2 separate regions of the Homo sapiens genome follow, and region 2 is linked to region 1. The links are chromatin loops, found by intact Hi-C in ENCODE. Cell type or tissue: natural killer cell. All regions are shown on one strand. Links, peaks and the distances in the headings refer to the core of each region. The heading gives the core; the rest is flanking DNA. Region 1 has its middle 69 kb from the start of TEX13D. Region 2 has its middle 120 kb from the start of TEX13D.

Region 1 (8,344 bases), core at 321-8,320:
AAAGATTAGGAACTTGAAAGTGAGAGTTAATTTGTCCAGTTCATACTGTAAGTTTAACGAGTATCTTTCTGTGATGCTCTATGTCTTCCCTGATCATTGAGATTATTCTGGCTTTTTTGTATTTATTGTTCACATATGTCTGTATACACACACACACTCACTCTCACACACATACATACACAAACATATGGGAAAATAAGTGTGGGTAAATTTGCTAGATGCATGTCATGCTGCCTTGTGCCATGCCAAGGTACTAACATCTTTAAAGGAAAGAGTAGCTGACCTTCATCTGTACTGAAATTATTCCCTTAGGAATATTTCATTTCTCTTTTCCATTAATAAGCTGCCTTGAAGAGCAAATTAGTTCGGTGAAGGATGCTACATTAAGTTTCAAAGTGCTAGAGCCAAAGGAATTTTAATATTTTCACCTTTATTCTGTCCACATATGTTGTAGATGATAAAATTCTACAGCAATTCCTACTGTGTGCATTGCCTCTCAGACCTAGAGGCTGTCAGGTGATGGCTAAGAGGAACCACTGCATATCCCAAGTGAAAGGACTACTGTATAGGCCACTTTGTAGCCCTTTACAGTCTAGTAGGAGAAATGGGCATAAGCATATGTTGTAGGTGAGAACAAACCATGCTGCGTGTGGTACCTGTGTACTACATACATTTTGAGAGTTGCTCCTGGCCGTTGGAGGAGAGAGTGAAGTGTACATTTTCAGGGGATTTAATAGTGCCTGAAAGTTCAGAAATCCAGGATGTGGCATTTGGTTTTGGATTTGAAGGCAAGGAACCAAGGAAGAGTAGAGGAATTCCTGAAGTGGAATTCATTAGTTTTGTATCGGAATTGAGCTGCCAGTCACAGATTGGCACTGCTGTGTGCCATGATGGGCTGGAGGCAGAAGGAAGAGCAGCAAGACTTGGATCCTAAACCTGTCTTTGCTACTTTGGAGGTCTGTAACCTTGGGCAAGTTAAATCGTACCTCTGGGCCTCAGTTTCCCCACTTGTAAAGTGAGCACAAGACCATATGTACCTCATAGGCTTGTAATGGTTAAAAAGATTAATAAATGGGGGATGGCTTTGAGTCTAGAAAGAAAATTAGAAACGTTAGCCATCACTAATAATTATATTTTAGATGTACTCTAGACGAATTTTTTATTAGCTTTTTTCTTTCAAAACTAAGTCTATTACTTTCCCAAATATGTCTCACAGTATGGAATTGAAAAATATTGTTTTTAGCACATGATAGAATAAAGTTTAGCCACTGATCCTATTTTGCCTCCTTTAGCCCAAGCTCTGAGCAGACTTGGGATGGCCTTCCCCTGGTTGGGGACAAGGAATGAGTTTCTCAACTCTTTTTTTTTTTTTTTTTTTTTTTTTGGAGACAGTCTTGCTCTGTCATACAGGCTGGAGTGCAGTCGTGCAATCTTGGCTCACTGCAACCTCAGCCTCCCAGGTTCAAGTGATTCTCCTGCCTCAGCCTACCCAGTAGCTGGGATTACAGGCACGCGTCACCAAGCCCGGCAAATTTTTGTATTTTTAGTAGAGACGGGATTTCATCATGTTGGCCAGGCTGGTCTCAAACCCCTGACCTCAGGTGATCTGCCCACCACAGCCTCTCAAAGTGCTGGGATTACAGGCATGAGCCACCCTGCCCGACCATTAGTTTTTCAACTCTTAAATTAATGCACTGCCTGCCACTCACCTACTCATTTGGCTTTAATTCTCATGGCTTGCCCTTAATCAATAGCTTAGGACAGTGGTTTCCAAAGTGGGGATGTATGGATCCACGGGGGTTGTGCAAGATGATCTATTTGGGTGTGGAGAAAACATTAAAATTTCTATTTACTTTTTCTATTTTTTTTTTTAGAGCCCAGGGTCTAAGAAAAACAAAACAAAACAAAACAACTCCTGGGCTCAAGTGATCCTCCTAACTCAGCCTCCTGAATAGCTGGGACTATAGGTGGATTCCACCATGCTTGGCTTACTTCCTAGTGTTTAATCTTTCAATTGACAGTGCTACTCATTTGGACCTGTGTTAGAGATGTGTCACGTATGTTTGTCAGCACCCTGCAGAAAGAGTAGGGGTTTCATAATTCAAAGTGATTTTCAGCAATGGCCTCACTCGTTTTTTGCTTTCAGTATATTGCAAAATACTGTGGTTTACCTGTGCAGGGAGAAGGCTATAGTTTATATAATCTTAACTGATAGACTCTTTTATATGGTTTGTAAGGAGATGGAGATTGACCATGAAAATCTTTAGTGCCACTCTGAGATCTCACTAGTTATCTTGAGGAAAATATTTAAAAAATTGTTCAACTTAGGGATGAGTTACATACAGTATTTTTCTTCTAAACAAAGACAAGTGTTCCAAATTTGCTTATCTTTTCTTGCTAAGCAGTTGGCAATACCCAGAAGATATTGTTTTTTAAAAAGTGAATTTTAATAATGAGTGAAAAGTAAATGCTTTAAAAAAGCATATCTTAAAAATGGATGCTGAAAAATGTTTCTATCTTCTCTGTGGTTTTGTTGCTTTGCCACCTACCATAAAAACCCCTAGTACCTGCATAATTTTAAAAGTTGGAAATAAACATTTCTAACCTCTTTAAAGCTTTTTCAAAGGAAAGATTTTGGCAAATTTTGATCCCATTTGTTAAAAATGGCAATATATCACGCCTTCTGATTAGTTTGCAGGCACAGCTGATTGACATCAGGAACTAAGAAAATTTATTAGACAAATTACAGCAAACACGTTTGAATAATTGAAGGATGAAGTAAAAAACACATTCAGGATTACATATTAAGCATAGACAATGATGTACTTCTTTTTGAATCTATGTATCTTTATGAGCTCTCTTTTTCAACCAAGATATTTATTAAAACCTAGCAAATAATCTGATTTAGAACAAGTCCTTCAAACTGCTGTAACGTAAGATTTAAAAAATTAAACAATGTTGGCTGGGCGCGGTGGCTCACGCTGTAATCCCAGCACTTTGGGAGGCGGAGACGGGCGGATCACGAGGTCAAGAGATCGAGACCATCCTGGCTAACATGGTGAAACCCCGTCTCTACTAAAAATACAAAAAAAATTAGCCAGGCGTAGTGGCGGGTGCCTGTAGTCCTACCTACTTGGGAGGCTGAGGCAGGAGAATGGCGTGAACCCAGGAGGTGGAGCTTGCAGTGAGCCGAGATCGCGCCACTGCACTCCAGTCTGGGCGACTGAGCGAGACTCCGTCTCAAAAAAAAAATAAAAAAATTAAACAATGTTGAGTCATATAACTTTCATTTGATAAATTATATCAAACAATAATTTTAAGTGAGAACAAAATCATTTTTGTACCATTTAGAGTCTTAAGTATTGCTGTTTTAATAATTCTTTTAAAATTCATATTTCTGTATATGTTTATATCATAATGTATGCAATAATATAGTTGTACTGTATAAATAATTTGTAAATAAATAAACTCATATTTAATTTTGGGGTGGCATGGGCTTTAAAAACCTGATTGTGTTAAAATTTGGAGGCCGCTAAACTAGACTACTAGCTGCTCTAGACACTTGACAGCGAACATAGCCTTGAGTTATCTGCTACAGTTCCCAGGCAAGAGCCTGGCTGAGAGAGCTGAAATTTAGGTAAGGGACATGCTAACCATCCCTCCCACTGACTCAAATAGGTATTATGCATTCAATCCTTGGCTCAAGCTAGACCATTGATAGGCTACATATCTAGCTTAAGGATAGGTTAAGGTGAAATCGTAGAGCAGGCAAGGTGCTAGAAGGAGCGTATGGGTCAATAACTGGAGAAGGAGAAGCCAGGTGCGGTGGCTCACGCCTGTAATTCCAGCACTTTGGGAGGCCAAGGCGGGTGGATTGCCTGAGCTCAAGAGTTCGCAACCAGCCTGGGCAACATGGTGAAACCCTGTCTCTACTAAAATACAAAAAATTAGCGGGGCGTGACGGCATGCACCTGTAGTCCCAGCTACTCGGGAGGCTGAGGGAGAACTGCTTGAATCTGGGAGGCGGAGGTTGCAGTGAGCTGAGATCACGCCAGGCACTCCAACCTGGGCGACAGAGCGAGACTCTGTCTCAAAAACAAATCAATCAAACAAACAAAAATAAAATAACTGGAGAAGGAGAAATGAATCAAGGTATGGAAGGATTGAAATTTTGTGACACTCTCCATCTCCAGACTGACCCGCCTCAGGTCTTAGAAAGGTCATCCCGAGGTAATACTCTACAGCACATCTCATTCCCCTTATGAACCTGCCTCTAGTCAGTCACACAAAGCACACAAGACCACAAAGAAGACAAAGCGCTGAACGGTATTATCTTCTCTTGTTCCTTAATCGTTTTACACATGTAAACCCTGGATAATGTGGTAGTAGTTAAAAGCAAGAATATCAGACAGACCTTAATTTGAATCCTGGTTCCACTGGTTGCTTGCTGGCTCTGACTTCTTTTGAATCCTAGTTTCTTCATCCACAAAATGAAGATACTAATACCTACCTCTCAGGGTAGTTGAGAGAATTAAATTCATAGGAAGCATTTAGTAAGTAATCTGGCATATATCAGGTACTAATAATGATGGCATTATTCACCAGATTGTTACCTCCTGATGGTTGGAACCATGCTAGGTGCTCTTTTTTTTTTTTCTATACCCACAATGCCTAACACAGATCTAAGTATACACTAGGCGTGCTCATTTACTACTTGTTGAACTGAATAGAATTAGTGGGAAAGACGTGTCAGGACAAAGTTGATTTAGGAATCTAGTGCAATCTGACATTAGAGACTTTCAACTAATTTACTTTCCTTATCTCTGCTGTATGAACTTATTTTATTTTGTGTCAACTTTTATTTTAGATTCAGGAATACATGTGCAGGTTTGTTACATGAGTATATTGCATAATGCTGAGGTTTGTGGTATGAATGATTGCGTCACCCAGGAAGTGAGCATGGTACCCAATAGGTAGTTTTTCGGCCTCCGTCCCTTCCCTCCCTCTCCCCTCCAGTAGTCCCCAGTGTCTACTGTCCCCATCTTTATGCCATGTATACCCAATGTTTAGCTTCCGCTTATAAGTGAGAACATGAAGCATTTGATTTTCTGTTTCTGTGTTAATTTACTTAGGATAATGGCCTCCAGCTGCATCCATGTTGCTGCAAAGGATATGAATTCATTCTTGTTTATGGCTATGTAGTATTTTGTGGTATATATATATATATATATATATATATATATATATATATATATACTACATTTTCTTTATCCAATCTACCATTGATGGGCACCTAGGTTGATTCCATTCTTTGCTATTGTGAATAGTCCTCCGATGAACATACGAGTGCATGAGTTTTTTTGGTAGAATGATTTATTTTCCTTTGGGTATACACCCAGTAATGAGATTGCTGGGTTGAATGGTAGTTCTATTTTATGTTCTTTGAGAAATCTCCAAGCTGCTTTCCACAGTGGCTGAACTAATTTACATTCCCACCAACAGTATATAAGCATTCCCTTTTCTCCACAGCCTTGCCAACATCTGTTAATTTTTGACTTTTTCTTTTGAGACAGGGACTTGCTCTGTTACCCAGGATGGAGTGCACTGGTGCCATCATGGCTTACTGCAGCCTTTACCTCCCAGGCTCAAGTGATCTTTCCACCTCAACCTCTCAAGTAGCTGAGACTATGGGCGCATGCCACCACACCTGGCTAATTTTTAAAATTTTCTGTAGAGATGGGGTTTGCCATGTTGCCCAGGTTGTCTTGAACTCCAGGGCTCAAATGATCCTCTCACCTTGGCCTCCCAAAGTGCTGGGATTACAAGTGTGAGCTGTGCCTGGTTGACTTTTTTTTTTTTTTTTTTTTTTTTTTTTGAGACAAGGTCTCAATCTGTCATTCAGGCTGGAGTGCAGTGGCACAATCACAGTTCACTGCAGCCTTGACCTGCAGAGCTCAAGTGATGTTCCTACCTCAGCCTTCAGAGTAGCTGGGATTACAGGTATGCATCACCATGTCCAGCTAAATATTTGATTTTTCTGTAGAGACTGGGTTTTGCTATGTTGCACAGGCTGGTCTTGAACTCCTGGGCTCAAGTGATCCTCCTGTCTTGGCCTCCCAAAGTGCTGAGATTATAGGCATGAGCCACCACGCCCAGCCTTTTTGACTTTTTAGTAACAGCTATTGTGACTGGTGTGAGATGATATCTCCTTGTGGTTTTGATTTGCATTTCTCTGATAATTAGTGATGTTGAGCATTTTTTCATATGTTTGGTATGTCTTCTTTTGAGTAGTGTCTGTCCATGTCCTTTGGCCACTTTTTAATGGGGTTGTTTTTTGCCTGTTGAATTGTTTAAGGTTCTTATAGACTCTAGATATTAGACCTTTGTCAGATGCATAGTTTGGGAAATAACTTATTTTTGAAAGCCATTCTGAATTTTTTCTAACCCCAAATCTTATTGCAATAACTCTTCTCATATATTTATACATATTTCTTCCTTTTAGGGGGAAAATAAAAATCATCCCATTTTCATCAGTGGTATCAGTTTTCTCTTCATCAGTGAAGTCTGAAATATTTGACTTTATCATCTCCTTCAATCCTAGTAGAAGAATGCTAGCAATATCATTTTGCTTCTCTCTGCATAAAACTATTCATAAATGGCTCCTTTCTATCTACTAGTGAGCCCAAACTCTGAACCTGGCACTGAAGACCTGGCATTTAACCAGGCCCCATCTGACCTATCCAAATCTGTTTCCTACAAAGCTTTCTGTTGCAGCCAGGCGGGTCTTACCACTGGGGTCTAAGCACTATGCACAACTCAAACTGTTTTCTTTTGCTAGGTTAGGATATCCCATTTCTAAATGTGAGGCTTTACCTAGCTACTAATGCCCCATTGAGTTCTTCAAGATTGCTCACTAGCTATATCACTCATTTGGATTCTAAGCTCTCTGTTTCATGTGTAAAAGATTTGACCCACCTGAGGGCAGGGAGAGGGTCTTATTTCTTATTTCCCATTGTGCCATGTATTGTGCAGAGCACATAGTAAATGATTAAGATGAAAGAACCATGAAGGTGCTTTTTAAACCTAAATAGCCATGGATTATCGAAATTAATCTGTGCATATAATAATCATTTACTGAGTACCTACTGCGCTGGATAACTAGGATGGATGTAAGGACTTTCTAAGTGTCCTTTAGGGACTCTCAAAAATTCATAGGGAGGAGAACTTGATAAAAGACTAGATTTTCTGCAGTTAAGTGGGATGAATGCTCAGATTTGGTCATTAAAGTTTTGTGTGACCTCACACACCCATATAATTACAGATATTTAGGTTGTTGATGTATTAACCTAATTGAAGCAAGAATGTGCCCATCAGAAGGGACTTGTTAATATCTTTATTGCTCACTATTATATCTCAGTGTCCAGAACACAGAATTTGGCATATAGCAGTATTTTAAAGGACACTGTTGAATGAACAGTGAGACTTCTGGAGAATTGAATTTACTCTGGGTATGCTGTCAAAGTAAGGCTCCTGGGACCATAAGGCTGAAGGTCACACAATGGAAAGTTCACTGGGTTGTTGCTACTCTGAAAGATTCTTGGAAAACACCTAGCCAGGCTCCCAAAGAGACCTCAATCTGTCCCTTTCTATTAGAAACTTCTTTAAAAGCACTTTTTGGCAGTAATAACACCTTTTCCTCTTATCTGAAAGCTAAAGTAACTTTATACAATTTTCATAAATAATGAAAACACTAAATCTTAGTTTATCTTCTTTTCCATATCTTGCCTACATTCACTGTGTTACATTTTGTAAATATCACTCCGAGACAACCTACATTAGTTAGTCTGCATCTCTTACTTGTGGTATTTGACACTCAAGTTTTCAGTTGGACACCTTCTTCACTTTTAGCAACCTCATAGTAAACCACACCAAACTATGAGAAAACAGTTATTCCATCACCTCAGAAAGAAGGTAATATGGGAGTCATTTAAAAATAAGTGTAAAAAAACTCAAACCAATTGCTGTTGCTGTTATTGCTACCCACTATAGGGAGGGAAAGGTCCTTAAATGTTGAGAATCATTTTCATTCCACTCTGCAGAGCCAAATCATCTGGTCTGTGTGCTGAGTCCAAAAAACACTGCTGCATAGTTTCCTCAAGGAACAAACCAGGGAAAGGGAATCTGAAAAATCACAATAGGTTTTCTTTTTTGTTGTTGTTGTTGTTTTTAAACAGAGTCTCACTTTGTTGCCCAGGCTGGAGTGCAGTGGCGTGATCTCGGCTCACTGCAACCTCCACCTCCCAGGTTCAAACGATTCTCCTGCCTCAGCTGCCCAAGTAGCTGG
Region 2 (8,344 bases), core at 146-8,145, 52 kb before region 1:
GTTACTTTTGGGGTGATTAAATGTTCTGGAATTAGATAGTGGTGGTGGTTGCATAATATTGTGAATGTATATATTTCTATTATGTGGTTGGTGTTTTATTAATTTGTAGAAACTATATGTGGTGGATATAAAATTCTTTTTTAATATGCTGCAAATATTTTCTTTCAGTCTTTTGTCTATCTACTAAATTTCCTTGTGTTATCTTTTTCTGTACAGAAGTTGAAAATTTTTACATACATGTGTTAATTTTTACATACATACACATACATGTGTAAATTTTTACATACATGTGCAAATTTTTACATACATGTGTTAATGTTTTTTCTTATGGCTTTTGAATTTGAATCTTAAGAAGATATCTCCCACTCCAACATTATAAAAATATTTTCAGTGTTTTCCTCTAATGCTTCTGAGCTCTTATTTTTTAATTAAAAAAATTTTTGTTTTTGAAGCAGGGTCTCACTGTGTCTCCCATTCTGGGAGTAGAGTGGCATGATCTCGGCTTGTTGCAACCTCTGCTTCCCAGGCCCAAGCAATCCTCCTACCTCAGCCTCCCGAGTAGCTGGGACCACAATTGTGCGCCACCACGCCTGGCTAATTTTTCATAGAGACGGTGTTTCACTAGTTGCCCAGGCTGGTCTCGAACTCCTGAGCTCAAGTGATCTGACTGCGCTGGCCTCCCAAAGTGGTGGGATTACAGGCATGAGCCACTGTGCCTGGTCTGAGCTTTTATTTTTAAATGAAGGTTTTAAAAGCATCTATAATTTTTTGTGCTTTGGGCATGAAGTGAGAGTTTAACTATTTTTTTCCAAGTAGTGCTGTACAATTTATTGAACAATTCATGCTTTCCCTACCAATTTGAACTATTACCAGTATCATATTTTGATAATAACATTGAAAACGTAGCAGTCTTTGGCAGTCAGGTCTTTCAGAGATTCCTGTGTAATGATTGATGGTTATTATAGCCTATTCTATTTTAATTATAAATGTACTAAAATAATGCAACTTATCTCTAAGCAGTTATTTTAAGTATTTTTCTCTGGAAGGCATTTTTGTGAAATTATTCGGTTGTCTCATCAATTTTGATGGTGGATATATTCATCTGCTCAGGCTGCCATAACAAACTACCATAGAGCGGGAGGCTTGCCCAACAGAAATTTATTTTCTCACAGTTGTGGAGACTGGAAAACCACCGTCAAGTTCCAGCAGGGTGGGTGTCTGATGAGTGTTCTCCCCTTGGGTTGCAGACAGCTGCCTTCCCTCTGTGTGCTCACGTGGCCTCCTTGGTGTGCTTGTGTGGAAAGAGGAAGGAAGAGGGGGAGGGTAAAGGAGGGAGAAGAGGAGGGGAGAACGAGCACTCTCTGGTGTCTCTTCTTATGAGGACACTAATCCTATCAGATTGGATCAACTCTAAGATAATACTTTAATATATTACTTAGTAATTTTTATAACTTTCTAAGTATTTTCTTTTAAGTACCTTCTTACTTAATACTTAGAAAAATTCCTGGCTGGGCATGGTGGCTCACGCCTATAATCCCAGTACTTTGGGAGGCTGAGATTGGCGGGGGATCACCTTTGGTCAGGAGTTGGAGACCAGCCTGGCCAACATGGTAAAACCCTGTCTCTACTAAAAATACAAAAATTAGCCAGGCATGGTGGTGGGCACCTGTAATCCCAGCTACTTGGGAAGCTGAGGCAGGAGAATCGCTTAAACCCGGGAGGCGGAGGTTGGAATAAGCCAAGATCGAGACACTGCGCTCTAGCCTGGGCAACAGAGCAAGGCTCCATCTCAAAAAAAAAAAAAAAAAAAGAAAAAGGAAAAAAAAGAGAAAAATTCCTTCCTTCCTTCCTCCTTCCCTCCCTCCCTCCCTCCCTCCCTCCCTCCCTCCCTTCCTTCCTTCCTTCCTTCCTTCCTTCCTTCCTTCCTGTTCTGTATCCATTCTACCTTCTTTTGGCAGAAGCATGCCCATTTCCTTTGGGAAGATTCTTTTTTTGACCCTGGATAAATTCTGGTAGGAATATTGATCAAGATACCCTGCCCTCTCCTAGTGTAGGAGTAGTGATGTGGACCCAAGCTAGGTCAATTAGAAGCTTCCTCTTGAATTTGATCTATGAATGGAGTAATAAAAAGACCGCATAAAGTGTTAAGCAGTTCTTGCTCTACATCTTCTGGAGCTCCCTGGTTTCTGCTTTGGTTTCTGAGGAGTTGGTTTTTCCAGTCTCTTCTTAAACCTGTTCGCTGCCCTGTAGCCTTCAAATAAATTCCCTCTTTTCCTAAGTTAGCCAGAGTTGGGTTTTGTCACAACCAAAAAACTCCAACTCATATAAGGGTGGTTCATTAAATCATTTGGCAAATATTTATTAAGTACTTACTATTTGCCAAGGGCTGTACTAGTCACCGGGGAGGGCTTTCCAAGTGTTTAATGCGCTGATCTCTTTTGTCAATAAGAAAGAAAACTGGGAGTTAACTCTCTGCCTTCATTATAAGTGCCAAGAAAAAAAAGAGACTCTAGGAGACTCCCAGTGCTCCACAGGAGAATAATTAACTATCATTAAATAAAGTTTAATAGAAACAATAAAAACACTAACGTTAACATTATGATGATTTTGTCTAGTTGAATTAATTCAGAGCTTTAATAATTTCCAACTTTGTAACAAGTTTCTTTAGAGGTCATAGTTATTGTTATACTCCTGAGTAAATTTGGGTAAATCCTTGTTGCTCACCACTCAGGCACACATTACATAGTGTTGCCTATGTGAGAAGCAGCTCTATCAAAAACCAATGCCAATTATTTGAGGCATTTGCATTTGGGACTTATTAATAGCCATGGGTGAAAAAGATATTCACTTGGTACTTACGGCCTTTAAAAGATGAAGCAGTAGTTTGAAGGAACCAGTGGTTTGGGAGAATTAAATACTGATTCCTATTGTACCCCGTTGACATACACAGTTTAAGCTCTGATCTTGTCTTAAATTATTGGAATTGTGGAAACTGCTCCATTAATAACAATTTTAGTAACTTTGGGGGCTTAGTAATTGGTTTCAACATGACCTTTCTCTTGAAACATTTAGACTCTCCTTTCAGATTCCAGACATAGAACTAGTGTAGATTCTTTGGCATAATTGATTTGGAGTTCAAATGTAAAAGCACTCTTTTCTCTTACAGAAGCATCTGAATTCATATCTCATGTATCTCCTGATCAGCAGCCAAATGTCTCTTTGAACTGAACTTTGGTTTCAATTGCCTGTGAAAGAACACGATTCTTCTCATCTTCCTCCAAGCATTCTTCTTACTGCAATTTTATTTGCCCTTGAAAGAGCCTGTCTTTGCAATTGGCCCTTGCACGGGTGTCCCTTTAAAATTGGGTTTCCAGATCCATAAAAATTCTAATTTAAAATACTATTGGTTATGACTTCCTATTCTTGGTAAAAGAAAACAAATACTCTTGGTGATTTGAAACTAAGATATTTTCATCTTTGGGACAAATTTTGTAGCATTTAAATTTATTCATTGTGTGGAGAAAAAAGTTATTTTGAAAAATTGATGAAATTTTTGAATATTCTCTTTAATCTGTGATATTTTAGAAAAATTCAAAAAGTGTAAGTTTCTTAACTCATACAAATCCATAAAATGATGGGCCACAAAGCTCAATGCAAGGAAAAAAATAATCAATGTGCCCTACAGCATCCCCAAAGTAAATTGTGCTAATATGATGTATTTTAAGCCAGACCATCTTGAAAATAACCTTCAAATTTGGTGAAAATATGTCCACTTGTTTTTACAGCTAGAGAACAGACAAAACTAGAGAACAGGTGTTAATTACATACAGGTAAGACATAAGTGATCTGTGCAGTCATTGATGACCCTGGCCCTTTCTTCCGTGACTTCTGCTACTCATTAGTATCTCCACCAGAGGGCAGACAGTAAAAGAGAAAGGAAAGGAGAGGAAAGGACATGAGGCTCTTGCAACCCAGCAAAGAACTTGAAACTCTTTAAGCCCATCTCTGAATTCATTCTGAGGTCCTGATGGATCTAGTTTATTTGAATGACAGTATTAGCTCTGATAGGGAACTGGGTCCCAATCATGACTCAGCCACTTCAGGTAGTCAAGAACTATTTACTGAGTGTCTGGTATATGTGAGGCACTGTTCTGGACACGGGATACAGTACAGACAAAAATGTTAGTTTGTGGAACTCGCAGTCTAGTGTTGTATTATAATCCCCATGAGCCTCAGTTTCTTTATCTGTACCATGGGGACAATAACACTGGAGTTTCTGTGAGCATTTAAATGAGATACTTAAGCACCTAACAAAGTTTATTATATTTTAATTTATACCTTGTACAGTTTTATATAGCGCCTATACAATTTTTAAATTTTATACTTTACAGTCCATACACAGTTTTATATTATTTATTATAATTTATAGTCTGTACATAGTCTATGTAGTGTCTATAAAGTTTTGAATTCTATTTGACATCATTCCATAAACACTTTTCTATGAGTGATTCTACTTAGTATTTTAATGGTTATACAACATTTCATCGTGTTGATTTGTCATAACACTTCAACACTGCTCTATTCTATTAGATACTTGGTCATAGAAAGTTCTCAGTAATTATTTGTTGAAAAAAATGCATGAACATCACATACTTATATTACTTGCATCTTTTCAACATTATAAATAACACTTTATTTTCTGAATAATGTTTCTGGTAACTACTCTAAAAGTAGGATTATTGTATCAAAATGCATGACACAAGGCATGAATAGTTTCATGATCCTCAATATATATTACCATCATGCTGCTGTAAAGACTGGTACTAATTTAAAACTAATAACTACATTGGGGTTTAATTTGTATTATTTAATTATTAATATTGTTGAATTTCTTTTGTATAGTTACTTACTATTTGAATATCCATGTAGTCAAACTTATCTGTTTGTGGACCAGGACAATCTCGAGAGAAGACAGGGCAGGCCTTCTATGTAAGATGTTAGCTACAAGAGCACAAATAACCACCTGAGCCATAAGGGCATCAGGAGCAGAAAATGAGGTGACAGAAGGAAGAGCCATGCAGAAAATAAAAGGGAAGGGCATAAGAGACAGATGTTACAGTTTTGCCAAACTTACAGATGATAGATAAAGACTATTACCACAAAGGAGAACCTTTTTGTTACATCATATCGAGGGTGGGGCTGTTTTGTGCAATGAGCACCTGCAATGTTGCAAGTGAAGTTGGTGAACCCTGGTATCTTGGTTGGAGTTGAGAGTGCTGATGTAGCACTAGGCATGGAAACGTTGATGAATTAGTATGAATTGGGGCCTGGTTTGCAATGTGATTTGCATATCTGTGGTTTGGGGTTATGCATGCCGTATATTTACCCCTTTGCCCTGAAGAATAAAATTGGTTGAGTAGTTGAAATTAAGCAATGAGTCTTTGATCTGAAATGGTTTGGTAAAATAAGCAATTGTGTGGTTTTAAAAAATACTGCATATTGAAATATTTTCAAACCTACAGAGAAGTTACAAATGCAGTGCAAATAACTTCCATATCTGTTTCACCTAGATTCTTGTTAACATTTTACTGCATTTGCTCCCTCTTTCTCATATATATATAAACATTATTACATATATAAATAATATATAAACATTATTATATTAATGTGTATATATATATACACATTAGTCTTTTTCTGAACCACTTGAGAGTAAGCTGAAGACATGATGTTCTATGATCCTTAAATATTCCAGTGTGTCTTTCCCCTAGCAAGTCCACTCTCCTAACCTACCAGCATACAGCTCTCCAGGTCAGGAAATCCACAGTGGTACAACACTACCACTCAATCTGCAGACCCAATTAAAACTTTGCCAACTGTCCCAACAATGTCTCCTTTTCCTTTCTGGTCCATGATTCCATCCAGGAACACTTAGTTACCAGCAATTAGTTGTCATCAGTGTCCATCTAGTATTTAGTTGTCGTATCTCTTCAGGCTCCTTCAATCGGAGAGAGTTCCATAGATTTTTCCTGTCTTTCATGTCCTCAACAGTTTTAGCAACTACTGATTTTACATTTTGTAGGATGAGCCACGTTTCCTTATGACTAGACTCAGGCCACATTTTCTTGGCAGGAATACCCTAGAAATGATGCTGTGTTCTTCTTGGTGCATTGCATCAGAGAGCACACAATGCCAACCTATCCTGTCACTGGTAGTGTTAACTCTAATCACGGGGTATATTGGTGTCTGCAGGTTTCTCTAGCATAACAATGTCCCTTTTTTTTCTCTTTGTAATTGATCAGTATTTTGTGGGGAGATATTCCCAGATTATGCCAACATCCTGTTTCTCATCGATCTTCTACCCACCACCCTTAACTGCCTGAATCAACCAGGCAGTTAATTCAGTTATGTTATGGTGGCCAAATATTGATTCTCATTCCCATCAATCTTTCTACACTTATTAGTTGGCATTCTACTGTATGGAACAGAAGGGCTTCTCCTCTGTTCCAGTTATCTATTGCTGTACATCAAGCTAGACCCAAATTTACTGGCTTAAAACAACAAGAATTTAGCTCATGAATCTGCAATCTAGGCAAGGTGATATTTTAGCTGGGGCAGTCAGCTGGGGTTAGAGGATCCAGTTCCAAGGTGGTTCATCACTCACATGACTGACTAGTTGTTGCTGTCTTTTGACTGGGACCTCAGCTGAGGCTGCCAGCCAGAACCCTCACATGAGGCCTTGCTATGTAGCTGCTTGATTTCATCCCAGCATTGGGGTTGAGATTTAACAGCAAGTATCCCAAGAGAGCAAGGTGGAAGTGCATGGCCTTTTTCTAATACAACCTCAGAAGTCACACAGCTTTCATTTCCATTGTATTCTGTTGGTTGAGGCAGTCATAAATATCCATCTAGGGTCAATGGATGGGGACATAGCTCTTACCACTTGATGGGAAGATTGTTAACATCACATTGTAAGAACAGCCTATAGGATAGAATATATTGTGGTGGGTATCTTTGTAGATATAGTCTGCCCTATCCTTTATTTATTTATTATTTATGTATGTATGTATGTCAATATGGACTCATGGAGTCCTATTTTGTATAATTGGTTGCGATCCATTACTATCAACGTTTATTTTGATGCTCAAATTTTCCCAGATTTGACCACTGGGAGCCCCTTTCAAGGTGGTCTCGGTGTCCTTTTGACTTGTTCCCATTATTCTTTGAGCACTTTTTCTTTAGTGGAGGGTGGTATATGAAAACTATTATCTGAGCTCTTGGTGGGCTCATTGCTGCTGGGCTATTATTGCTTGCAGGTGCTCTTAGCAGACAGGGCTGGAAAATATATGTATGTATATATTAATACATACATGTGCATATATACACATATGTACATCTATAACTATTTTTATATCTCTCTGAGTATATATATTTAAAACATGAATTTATACCCAAACCTCCAATTTCAACCCAGAATGTTAACATTCGGTCTGGTCTTCCTCCTTTCTGTTTTTAGTATCTTCTCCAACAGTGAGAAGCCTGCCACTTATCTTCAATATAATCTTCACTTATTTGCTCAATTAATGTAAACAGTCTCTAAACCACATGAGTCTACTCTCCCACCTACCACTTCAACACCCCACCACCAGTGATCTACATTCTCAAACAGGATCAGGCACATTACCAACGAACTTCCAGGTGGCATTCTGTATCGCTTCAGCATCCCATGTCTTTGGTCACCAATAGGCACTCCTCCAGCACATCTCTGCACAGCTCCCCTCCTCTCTGAAACTGGTCAAAATGTGGTACAGGGTCTTCACTTTTTGAAAATCCACACTAGCTCCTTTTTCATCTTTAAAAAATGCAAATTCGATCATGTTGTTCCCCTGCTTAAAACCCCTGAATGACTTTCTGGTCCTTAGGCTAAATCCAAAAACTATAATATGGCCTACAAAACCCTACATCATTTGACATCCTGCCTGCTTCTTCAGTATCATCTGAATTATTTCTCTGGGTTCAGTCAGTTTCCCAGAGTGGAATCTTCCAATCTTCCGCTTGGCATGTGTAACCTGGCTGTCAGTATTTTGGGAACTGAGTCAAGGATGGGGACTGGAGGTCTCAATGTTCAGAAGGCAGACTCCAACTTAATCCCAGTTTTCAACATAGCTTCTCAGTGGGCCCTCAGCTGTGCTTGGTTTAAATGTTTTCTCCCCTGCTGGGATGGAGGGAGGGATTTGGGGGCTGTTTCTTATCATCATGTTCAATCTATCATCCTGTTTTCAACTCCATACCAAAACTCCCACTTTCAGAGATAACTGGTACCCTCAAAACCTGAGCTTTTTGA

What was found. Peaks named below come from ENCODE experiments on the same cell type or tissue, not always from the same donor. Only the 100,000 strongest peaks of a DNase experiment are listed, where the experiment ranks them.
Region 2: a loop joins it to region 1, with 2.0 times the contacts of the local background. A loop is called at or near these places in 3 of 110 quality-filtered maps.

What each region holds. Positions count from the first base shown.
Region 1 is chrX:124,258,996-124,267,339 of GRCh38, forward strand. No RefSeq gene overlaps it. Among named protein-coding and RNA genes, the nearest start is that of TEX13D, 69 kb to the right of the region's middle. In natural killer cell, for the core only: no CTCF peak of the experiment used is centred there; a DNase peak (open chromatin) is centred at 4,956.
Region 2 is chrX:124,207,608-124,215,951 of GRCh38, forward strand. No RefSeq gene overlaps it. Among named protein-coding and RNA genes, the nearest start is that of TEX13D, 120 kb to the right of the region's middle. In natural killer cell, for the core only: a CTCF peak has its summit at 3,892 (motif pointing right); DNase peaks (open chromatin) are centred at 3,914 and 5,264.